Linked DNA regions of Homo sapiens: region 2 is linked to region 1. A link is a loop called in an ENCODE intact Hi-C map of the cell type or tissue named here. Cell type or tissue: mammary epithelial cell. All regions are shown on one strand.

Region 1 (5,000 bases):
GTGCTCCTCTCACTGAGTTTCTGTGACCTACTGTCATAGCCAGATGTCACAGCCACCCTCAGGACTCCGACAGAATCCCTTGTGTCCCTAAAAAAAGTACGGAAGTATATTTAGATTTAAATTAACTTTTAGGTCATTACATAGCTACACAAAACTTTAGATTTACAGCAGAAACTTAAAAAATTCTCAGCAGGAGAATGTTTAAACTGATTTTTTTTCTTAAAGACCAGTGTGATGGTATAAACAGAATTTTTAATTCCTTTAAAAATCTGAAGCGGAAGCTCAAGTAGATGTATTTCATTTTAAATGGAAACACAAACATTAAAGATGATAAGACATTGTTTTTAAAGTGTATTATGCAGCTTTATGGAACCTGATGAATTACAAAATGGAAGAAACAGAAGATGAAAACATTGGTATTATTGTATCATGGTGATTTCTTCTTAATTTTTATTTTTATTATAATGTTACTTGTGTAATGTAAATGAATAAAATTTTCCCCTATTAATGATAACCAAAAATGTTTAAGCAAAGAGAGACAAGTTTTAAGGAAAGTACACAGCAGTGTTTCTGTGTCCAGTGGAGCAGCCTCTTTGGACAGGTTTCCACTTTGATTAGCAAGGAGGTTAATGTTGCTGTCCACTCTCTAGGGCTTTAGGGTAGTTTAATGTCACAGTTGGCTGCACTCCTTTCTCTCATTGTCTAAGATTGCAATGTAATTCTCTGCTCATTCATCACCCGCCTGTTTCTGCCTTGCCCCCATGTCTCCACAGATCATTTTGTGTTTCTCTCCAGTTGGTCGCACGCTGAGAGTTAGAGCTCGGAAGTTCCCAGCCATAGTTAACTGCACGGCTATTGACTGGTTTCATGCGTGGCCGCAGGAGGCTCTGGTCTCCGTCAGCAGGAGGTTCATTGAGGAAACCAAGGGAATTGAGGTATGCCGTGTCAGCCTGCGTCACACACACACACACACACACACACACACACACACACACACACACACACTCTGAAAATCCTCAGTAGGTAAGTGCTTTCCACAGTACATCTCCTATCAGAAAGCTATCCTGATTTGTTTAAGATGCTAAACTTATCTGTTAGTTTACATTCTAAGGAATATGATGGCTGACCTTTTTTCCACCATACATACTGAGGAGGATGTGCACACGTGCGTGAACACGGGCACGCACACAGCACTTGAGTATGTTCTCACTCATGCACTGACTCACTGGAAGCCCAGGATCATTACTTCCTTGAATCATAATGGGGCTTGCTGATTATAAATCCTTTAAGTCCAAACTAAAAGCCCAAACAGAAATGTAGTCACCGTAGCCACGCACTGCTTGCTTCTTAACCAAGTAAGGCAATGAATTGTGGTTATTCTCATAGTAGCAATAGTTGAAAAATCAGCCCCTGTATCCCATAACCACTAAGTCAAATAATATATCTACTTACTGTTTTACAGATTTATGTTTTATGGGTTATATTTGTCATTTCTTCATGATGACAAATTTAAAATTTAAAATCAAATTTAAAATCCCATGGCATTTTAAAATGGTTGTACAAAACAAAACAACAAAAGCTTCAAGCATTCAGATTCAGAGGGAAAAAGGATGTAGATATGAGGTTATGATTTAGATTTCCTGGAGATGAAGTTTTATTCATGTCTAGTGCCTTTCTGATTACATAGCTTGGAAAAGTGATTGTGGACATTTCCCAGGGAGCTTTGTCTTCTCATTCCATTGAGTGATAAGGTGAAAGGTTCCTAGAATAGGTCAGACACTGAAAGTGACTCTCAGAGGCAAACACAGAACTGGAGATATGTGAGGAATGATGTCTGTTTCTAGTTGAAAGATTATCATGAACAGGTACAACCCATTGTAGCCCCACCGTTACCCAAAAGGCATAACTGCCACCTTTCCAAAGCAATCCTTTTACATTTTGTTGTATATTGTATCATTCAGCGGCCATATGGTTAAAAATCTGGTCATATTTACATATTTAATTGTTTGTATGCAGCTAGCTTTATTGTTCATAATATCATTTTCCTTTGCTTCTACAAAAAAAAAAAAAGCAGCTATAGAGGTAAGTACACATGCAAGTATTCACCAACACCTACAGAATTTTGTGGAGGGAGACCTCTTCTCCTTTAGTCTTTTCCTGAAATGTTTATTAATCTAATTATTTGGTGGTGGATTGCTAGGGAAGAGCCGTCAAGCAACATCTAACTTGGAAGATATATATATGGTAGAGGCCTTAGGATATTCATATACCTCCCCTGTCCTTCTCTCCTCTACACTTGCACTTAAAACGTTTCCACAAATAAATGAAAATAAGAAATGATCTCTTCTAAAGTCTGCCAGAAACATTTTGTACTCTAACATCTGGAAAATCATTAAATGTGACAAATAATTGTCATAAATATTAACACAAATTTCGTATGTGATTGCCAGGTCTGCTGCATTTCTGGAATTTTCTAGGGCATCATTTTATCTTGTGATAGTTACAAGAAGGGTTCAAAATGCTGCTTTATTAAAGGGAGAGAGTCAGTATGTATCTTCTGATAGCAAATTTGTGTTTCATCAGGCTGGTTTGGTAAGGAAGAGAAAGGGGCCAGAGCACTTTGTTTCTGCATGTTACTTTGTCAAATGGTAGGAAATTAGAGCTAGTAGCATGGTTTAAGTTGGCATGTGGCACAGTGCTTTTTACAGTTTCTTCCCTTTGCTACTCTGTGCAGGCTTTTTCCTGTCCAGGTGGGTGCCACTTTGAAAACAGCTAAAGGAGTTTGATATGCCGTTGACCGTTGACATCTGCTGGATGAGGCAGGACTTGCATCGTGTTAAGTCCAGAGGGCTCCTGTCAGGTGCTAAGCTGGATCTGATGGTGTCATAACGCCTCCTATAGGATGCTGAGTGCCAAATAGGAATTTTAAAAACACTTTCCCATTTCTCTTGAACTGAATTGTGCCTCAAAACAAATGAGTCAGATGATTTCATTTCAGTGCAAGCTGCTTATTTAACTTTCCCACCTTCCTAATTTGTTGCGCAGGAGCAATAATTATAATTCAGAGTACAATGTGTCCATGGTCTTCTAAAAACCTGTGGTGTCTTTTCTGTAGAGGTCAAAAACAGCTTTTAAGTTTTTTGAATGAGCACTAATTTGATCACTTTCTTAGTTTTAATTTCCTTTTTTAAGACTGAAAGTTATCAGCATAATTTAGGCACTTCTTAATTATTGACGTCATTTGCTGAGTGTAAGGTGCTTACACAAGGTGACCCCCTTTGGCCACAGAGAAAGGAGTCGTTAAAGGCAAGCAGTTTTGTGTGTGTTGGCGTGTAATTTTCCATCAGTACACACTCAGCACCCAGGGGTACGGGTTGACTGCATCTAAATTAATGTTTGTGCTATTTTTCTGTTGCCTAATATTGAACTAAATGACAGCTGACAAATAATGACCAAAACAGTTTGACACTTAAGTATTTATCTGAAGACTTTGTGTCAACGCACACTACCTCTCCAAGGAGATTTTGAAATGGAGATGGGAGGAGGTGTGTAAGGAGGGAGAGAAGGAAAAGCCATCTGGGTAAACCTGGGAACAGTGTTGGAAAGGCTGTGAGAAGCTCGTTGGAGAGAGAACTGTGTGAAGAGCTTAGTGATTAGTACACGGTTTCTACAACGAAAAATCAAGAGAAGCTGCGGTGTTGAAAAACAAGTGATGTTTTTGCTTTTCAAGGTAAAATGAATCATAGACATCTTTGAAAGCAGAGCCAGATGAAAGGAGAAGTTACTGAATGGAAATGAAACAGTGAGCTGTCTGGTGAAGGAGTGAGATGTTTGTTGGATGGTGTAGAGTAGATCTGAGCAAGGTGAAAGAGGTCATCTTTGGGGGCATGTTGACCAACCGATGAGTTAAAATCCTCTGTCCTTATGTGGTGCCACTTAAAAGTAATGACACAAACTCCGTATCATCAGCTTTTTCAGGGAAAAGCAGTTATTCCCCATGCAACCACCTCTTCAATTGTTGCAGTTTGGTAGCTTGTGAAGGACATATTTTACTACTGTTTTCCACAACTGATGGCGAGAAAGTCCACTCTAAGAGGAAAGTTATTTTACTGCTATATTTAAAGACTTGTTTCCCCAATGGTCTGTAAATTCATTTTTAAAATGGCATGCCAAACACAAAGGGTATAAGACAACATTTTGTCAGTGATAGCTATCTTAGCAGAGTTTCTATCATATTAATGACTTTAAGCACAGTTCTTTATTTGAAATATAAATTAGGGTATACATATGTAACTAACCTGCACATTGTGCACATGTACCCTAAAACTTAAAGTATAATAATTTTAAAAAAGAAATATAAATTAGGATTATTCAATATGAATAAAAAGTAGAAAGATAACCTTATGCAGTAGAAATTGTGTGAATTTGAGGAAAATAATCCTCTTTCTAAGGAATATTGAAGCCATTTAAAAATATTAAGACAAATATAAATGCAACCACATTTATCTTGATTCTGCTTAAGTCTTATACTGGCTTAAGCATATCTTCAGATGGCTGAGGAAAGACACAAGTAGTTGTAAACATCCTTCCCCATTCTTCAAGCCTCGACCTCATAAGTAGGGTCCAGACTTTGTAGCTGCCCAGGAATCTGGACATGAATATTCAGTTGAAGGTGTAATTGACTTAAATGGAGCTATCCCTATAAGTTTGTAGTTTTGTGGCTTTTCTCTAGGTGCTGACCTTACCAGAAGCAGCCACACCATTCACACCATCTCCTGTTCTGTCCTCTTGCTATAAAAGAGGTAGCTGGATTGCTTTTTTATTCTTTGGTTTTTTTTTTCTTTTTTTGAGAGGGAGTCTCACTCTGTCACCCAGGCTGGAGTGCAGTGGCATGATCTCGGCTCACTGCAACTTCCGCCTCTCGGGTTCAAGTGATTCTCCTGCCTCAGCCTCCTGAGTAGCTGGGACCACAGGTGCACACCACCACGCCCTGCTAATTT
Region 2 (5,000 bases), 220 kb before region 1:
AATTGCAGGACTGGCTCTCTTCTGGTAATATTTGGACACCTTGGGAAAGGTGAATAACAGCCTTCAACTTGGGCCCCGAAACTTCTCTGTTACTTATTTTTGTAACTTAGTTCCTTGCCCATAAAACAAAGACTGACCAGTCAGAGACTTGGCTTTCTACGGATTATGTCAACTAGTCAAGGTAAGAGATTAGCACGGACCTTGGCACAAGAGAGCATTGCTTCATCCAGAGCACTTAACCAATGCTGGGATCTCCACCAAGTGTCCAGTAGGCGAAGGAGCCGGAGGGCAGTGGAGCGAGCGCACTGGGGGCTCAGACCCACCCCGGACACGCGGCTTCTCGGCCGTGTTCGGGACCTAGAGCCCGAGGGCCTCTCCCCTCGGCCTTGGCCTTGGCGTATACTGGGCGGTGGCGCGGTGCGCTCACTCCGCCCCCAGCGGGCTGGGGCGGGGACACCGTCCCCCGGGAAACGGGACGCGCTGCTTGTCCCAGGCCTTCGCTTCGGCCTGCGAGGCTACAGCTGTGCGCAGTGGCGCGGCTGCTAAGTAGCAGCAGGTGGGAGACTAGGGTCTGCGCTCGCGGCGACCGCGGAGGAGGGTGGGCGCCTGCGGAGGTGTCCTCGCTCACTTCGGGGGGCCCAGAGTCTCGGGTGAGGAGCCAGCCGGCCTCGCGTTCCCTCGGACGGTTGCCCAATGGCAGCCCAGGTGGCAGCCCGGGAGGCGCGAGACTTCAGAGAAGCCCCGACCCTTCGCCTAACCTCGGGGGCCGGCCTGGAGGCAGTGGGCGCTGTGGAGCTCGAGGAGGAGGAGGAGAACGAGGAGGAGGCGGCGGCCAGGAGAGCGCGGAGTTTCGCCCAAGACGCGCGGGTGCGCTTCCTCGGCGGCCGCCTGGCGATGATGCTGGGGTTCACGGAGGAGAAATGGAGCCAGTATTTGGAAAGCGAGGACAACCGGCAGGTTCTTGGGGAGTTTCTGGAAAGCACCAGCCCGGCTTGCCTTGTGTTTAGCTTCGCCGCCTCGGGGCGCCTTGCGGCTTCCCAGGAGGTAAGAGGCGACGGGCAAGGGGACCTGCCCATCCAACAAAACTACCCAGGGGAGACAGCCCAGTCGCTCCCCTTTGGATTCCCGCGGGGCGCTCACTCGGGCACTTTAACAAACTTGGCTTGAAGTCCCCATCCTGAGGCCCGCAGGACTCCTCCCCACGTGCACCCACTCTGCAGTTCAGCAGCTGCAGGTTAGTTTCCTAAGTCAGCAGTTTGTATCTGACCGAGAATCCCGCGTTGAGCCTGTTCGACCAGGATAACCCAAGAACACCAGCGCTTTCTTTAGCTGCTTGGGTGTTAGGCGCCAGGTGGGCTTTCTGTGCCAAAAAACTTGCGTTTCAGTTGCTCTTGGGTCACTCTGGAGTCACATCCTTTAAAAAATGGGGTGTTTGGCAGAGCGCATGTAACTCGTCACGTATTTTGATTACGTGCCAACAACACTTCACCCCAGGCAAAAACATTAAGTCCTTAAAAAGGAAGGCCCCTGCAATCTCCGCACACATGGGTGTTTACTGAACATTTAGAGGGAACAGTTCCCTCCTTTCTTCTTTTTCTTCCTTTTCTTTTTGAATTTCGATGATTTGTCCACTAAAAGGTTAACGTATCACCTAACGTACAGCACTTGTATTTAGTATTTTTCAAGTATGATGAGTTTGGAGCAAGATTCACAATTTTTAAGTAGCGCAATGCTCAGTTTAACATGTTATGTCGTTTTATCACTAGGTGTGGTCATTGTAATAGTTGGGAAATAGGATCTCAGAGAAGAAAGAGTAATAGGAAGGCTGCCTTATGGTATTGTGAATTTTGAATTCTTTTGTTTTAGGACTCTCCTAATTGTAACTTTAAAAAAAATAAGTTTGTCAGTAGACAAGGCGATAGAACACAACTCTAGTATTACCTAAGTTAAATAGTTATTATAATGTTCAATGGAATGACTCAGTAGTTGTGGAAATGTTAGCATGTTTTGGTTATACGGTTCTATTCTTTGATAGAAATACAAATTAACCTCTTGGGCTTGTCTTTATCTCAGTTTGGCTTATTTCCAAACCAGAGAAGAGTATAAAAAATAACCCTTTAGGATTGAAACATTTCTACATGCCTACGTGCTCCTTATTTGTTTTTAGTTATAAGATTTTTTTTTTGGTGTATAATGAACTGGTATAATTGGCATGCCTTTAAAAGGTGATATTTCCACACCAGTAATGCTGTGAAATTAGCATTATAAAAGAACAAAGAAAACTGTATACTCGCTGCATACTAGGGAAGAGCCGTAGAAGGACCTTGTTTATAGGGCAGGCAAGATGCCAGGTTTTGTTTCTTCTGCTAGCAATACAGCTACAAGTTGGATATAGTAAATCCTGCTTGTTAACAAGAAAACTACTTGAACTAATTATCTTGCTCTTGTTTTAGATTCCAAGAGATGCAAACCATAAACTTGTTTTTATTTCCAAGAAGATTACTGAAAGCATTGGAGTAAATGACTTTTCTCAAGTGGTTTTATTTGGAGAGTTACCTGCGTTGTCTCTTGGACATGTATCTGCTTTCCTTGATGAGGTACTGGTCTGTCTTTAATATTTAAAGCTTTCACTTATCTCCATGACATTTGAAATTATTTAGGACAACTCCGATAATTAAAAAAAGAAGAGCTAGGAGGGGAAGGGAAGGGGATGGGGGTGGTTAAAAAAAAAAAAAAAAAAAAAAGCTTGTAGAAGCCAGGAGTCTCTAGCCAGGTGGATGGAGTCATAACATCTAGACTGTTCCTGAAAGGAGCTCATGCTTACTGATGCTAATATTCAACAGGTGGCAATTGCAGGGATCATTCTCTCCCTTTCTTCCTTCCAACACAATAGAAGCAAATAAAAAGCAACTTGAATAGGTTCTTGCACCTTAGCAGCAGGTTTTAAGCTTCACATTCAGAGTAGAGACAAATTTACACTTTGAAAATGAGTATTATCAGTTCCTTTTTATACTTGTTAGAAACTAACAGTTAAAGACTAAGATTCACTCATGGCAGATAATGGGAAAAGGTGATGAAAGTGTTAGAAATGGTTCTTAAACTTTCTTTTTCTCCTCTTAAAATAGAGAAATAGTCTTCAACCAATGTTACTGACACTTTAATGTGCATAAGAACTGCCTGGGGATTTTGTGAAAGAGGTTGGTTCATTCAGTCTAGAGTGGAGCCCGAGGTTCTGCATTTCTAACCTGTTGCTGATGCTCTTTGTTTGTGGACTAGCTTTGAAGAACAACTGCCAAATAACCAGGTTCCATGGAACTAGAACCTGGCTCTCAAACTTCGCTGAACATTAGGATCACCTGGGGGAACTTGTAACACAATGCCCCAGGTCACACCCATACCAGTTAATTTAGAACGTCCTGAATGGGAGCCAAGTAGCAGCAGTTGTTCAAGATTCCCAGGTGATTCTAATGTACAGTGAGCTTTGGGAGCCACTGGGTTAGATATCTGTCTACAAGGCCAATTTCTAAATCAGACCTCTGTAATCAGTGTAGTCCTGCCAAGGCCGATATTTAAGGTAGGAAAAATGCTGACATATTTATTGCTAGTTATTTACCAGTCTCTCATGATCACACCTCTTCTACTTTTTGAGTCTCTTCTTCTGTCTTTTTGAAGGGAGGTATTTTCCTGCTGGACTAACCAAAGTCTCTCACCCCTAACTCCTGTACCCTGCCTGGGTTTCCCTTCGCTCCTGTTGAATTTAATTGGCTTTAGCTGATTTCAGGGAGGTGCTAGGAAGACAATCTTTTAACTTCAGTACCAGGAACAATTTTTGGTATGCAGCAGGTGCTCAGATTTTAATTGAACTGAATCTGATGACTTTGGTTCAATATGAGAATCTAGACCACTATCAACTGGAACTTGGAGGGGCAGGGCTACACTGTGAAATTCTTGCTCTACTATCTGTGTCTGGCAACAGAAGATACAAGCCTTTTTCAAATTTCTCTACTCTTTCTCTCAGTACCAGGATCTGCTTAATATTCTGAAAAAGGTATGCCTGCTCCTCAACATTATGATGTGTTTCCATACCAGAGTGTATTATATATTTATACTTAGCCAAAGTATATAAAATGTCATATGGTTATTTCTTTATGTATCACGTTGGCCCACATTTCAAAAGAAACAATAATTGTGAATGCTTACCAAGACATAAAGAAAATGTCATTTGGTTCTTCTCAGTCAATATCTGGGCCCCATCCTTGGAAATTCCAATTTAAAAAATCTAGAGGGGCCTGGGCTTCTGTATTTTAAAAGTGTTTCCTCAGTAATTGTATTGAATGGTTTAAGAACTGTCATAAAGAGAAACCCCACAGTTTGAAAAGAGAAACAGAAGGTAAGTAAAGAGATCCACAGCAAAGGCACACTTGCTCTTTTATCTATAGGTGTATATGTCCTTGGTGAACCTTACTTTGGTTCATAGAGAAAGTTTATTTTTCTTACAAATGCAAAAACTACACAAACTGACAACTAAAATAAGACAAAACCTCAAATTAATTGACTTACTTTGTATATATTTAATAAAATTTATTGTAATTAATAAGTACATCCCAGGTCTATTTGTTTTAAACGATATTTCTAGAGATGCTTTAGCTGTTTGAGTTACGAATTGCTTTCCAGAGCATGTGGCTCAGAATTTCGTAGTGTTTTATCCACAGCTCATGACACAGACATTAAGTTTTAAAAGAAGTTGGCTTTGTCATGGAATAATGTGAGAAACACATTTATCCTTCCAAACCCAAAGGATGGACTCGGAGACACGCAGTACAGCAGAAGCAAGACTTTTAATGGCAGTCTTGCAAGATCGGGTGTTTAGTAGGCAGGCACACCCGGGGCAGTTACAGCAGGTAATTTACTTCCTAGCATGTAAGCCCCTCTCCCAGTTCCTCAGTGGTTGAGTACTATGGGGTTACAATATTCCTGGACATTGCCTAAGTTTGCCTGGA

What was found. A loop is a pair of places that touch in the nucleus more often than their neighbours do. Peaks named below come from ENCODE experiments on the same cell type or tissue, not always from the same donor. Only the 100,000 strongest peaks of a DNase experiment are listed, where the experiment ranks them.
Region 2: it touches region 1 in a loop (3-fold over the local background); 5 of 110 quality-filtered maps call a loop at or near these places.

Annotation. Positions count from the first base shown.
Region 1 is chr7:21,764,655-21,769,654 of GRCh38, forward strand. DNAH11 (dynein axonemal heavy chain 11) reads left to right here. Exons shown (of 82, transcript NM_001277115.2): 55 at 774-935. Among named protein-coding and RNA genes, the nearest start is that of CDCA7L, 180 kb to the right of the region's middle. RefSeq lists an enhancer at 548-1,063. In mammary epithelial cell, a CTCF peak has its summit at 2,856 (motif pointing left); a DNase peak (open chromatin) is centred at 2,857.
Region 2 is chr7:21,542,553-21,547,552 of GRCh38, forward strand. It overlaps DNAH11 (dynein axonemal heavy chain 11), which reads left to right and starts at 487. Exons shown (of 82, transcript NM_001277115.2): 1 at 487-1,044; 2 at 2,454-2,597. The coding sequence starts at 694. RefSeq lists enhancers at 1-310, 2,643-3,609 and a silencer at 359-408. In mammary epithelial cell, no CTCF peak of the experiment used is centred here; no DNase peak of the experiment used is centred here; H3K4me3 peaks cover 1,033 bases; H3K27me3 peaks cover 459 bases.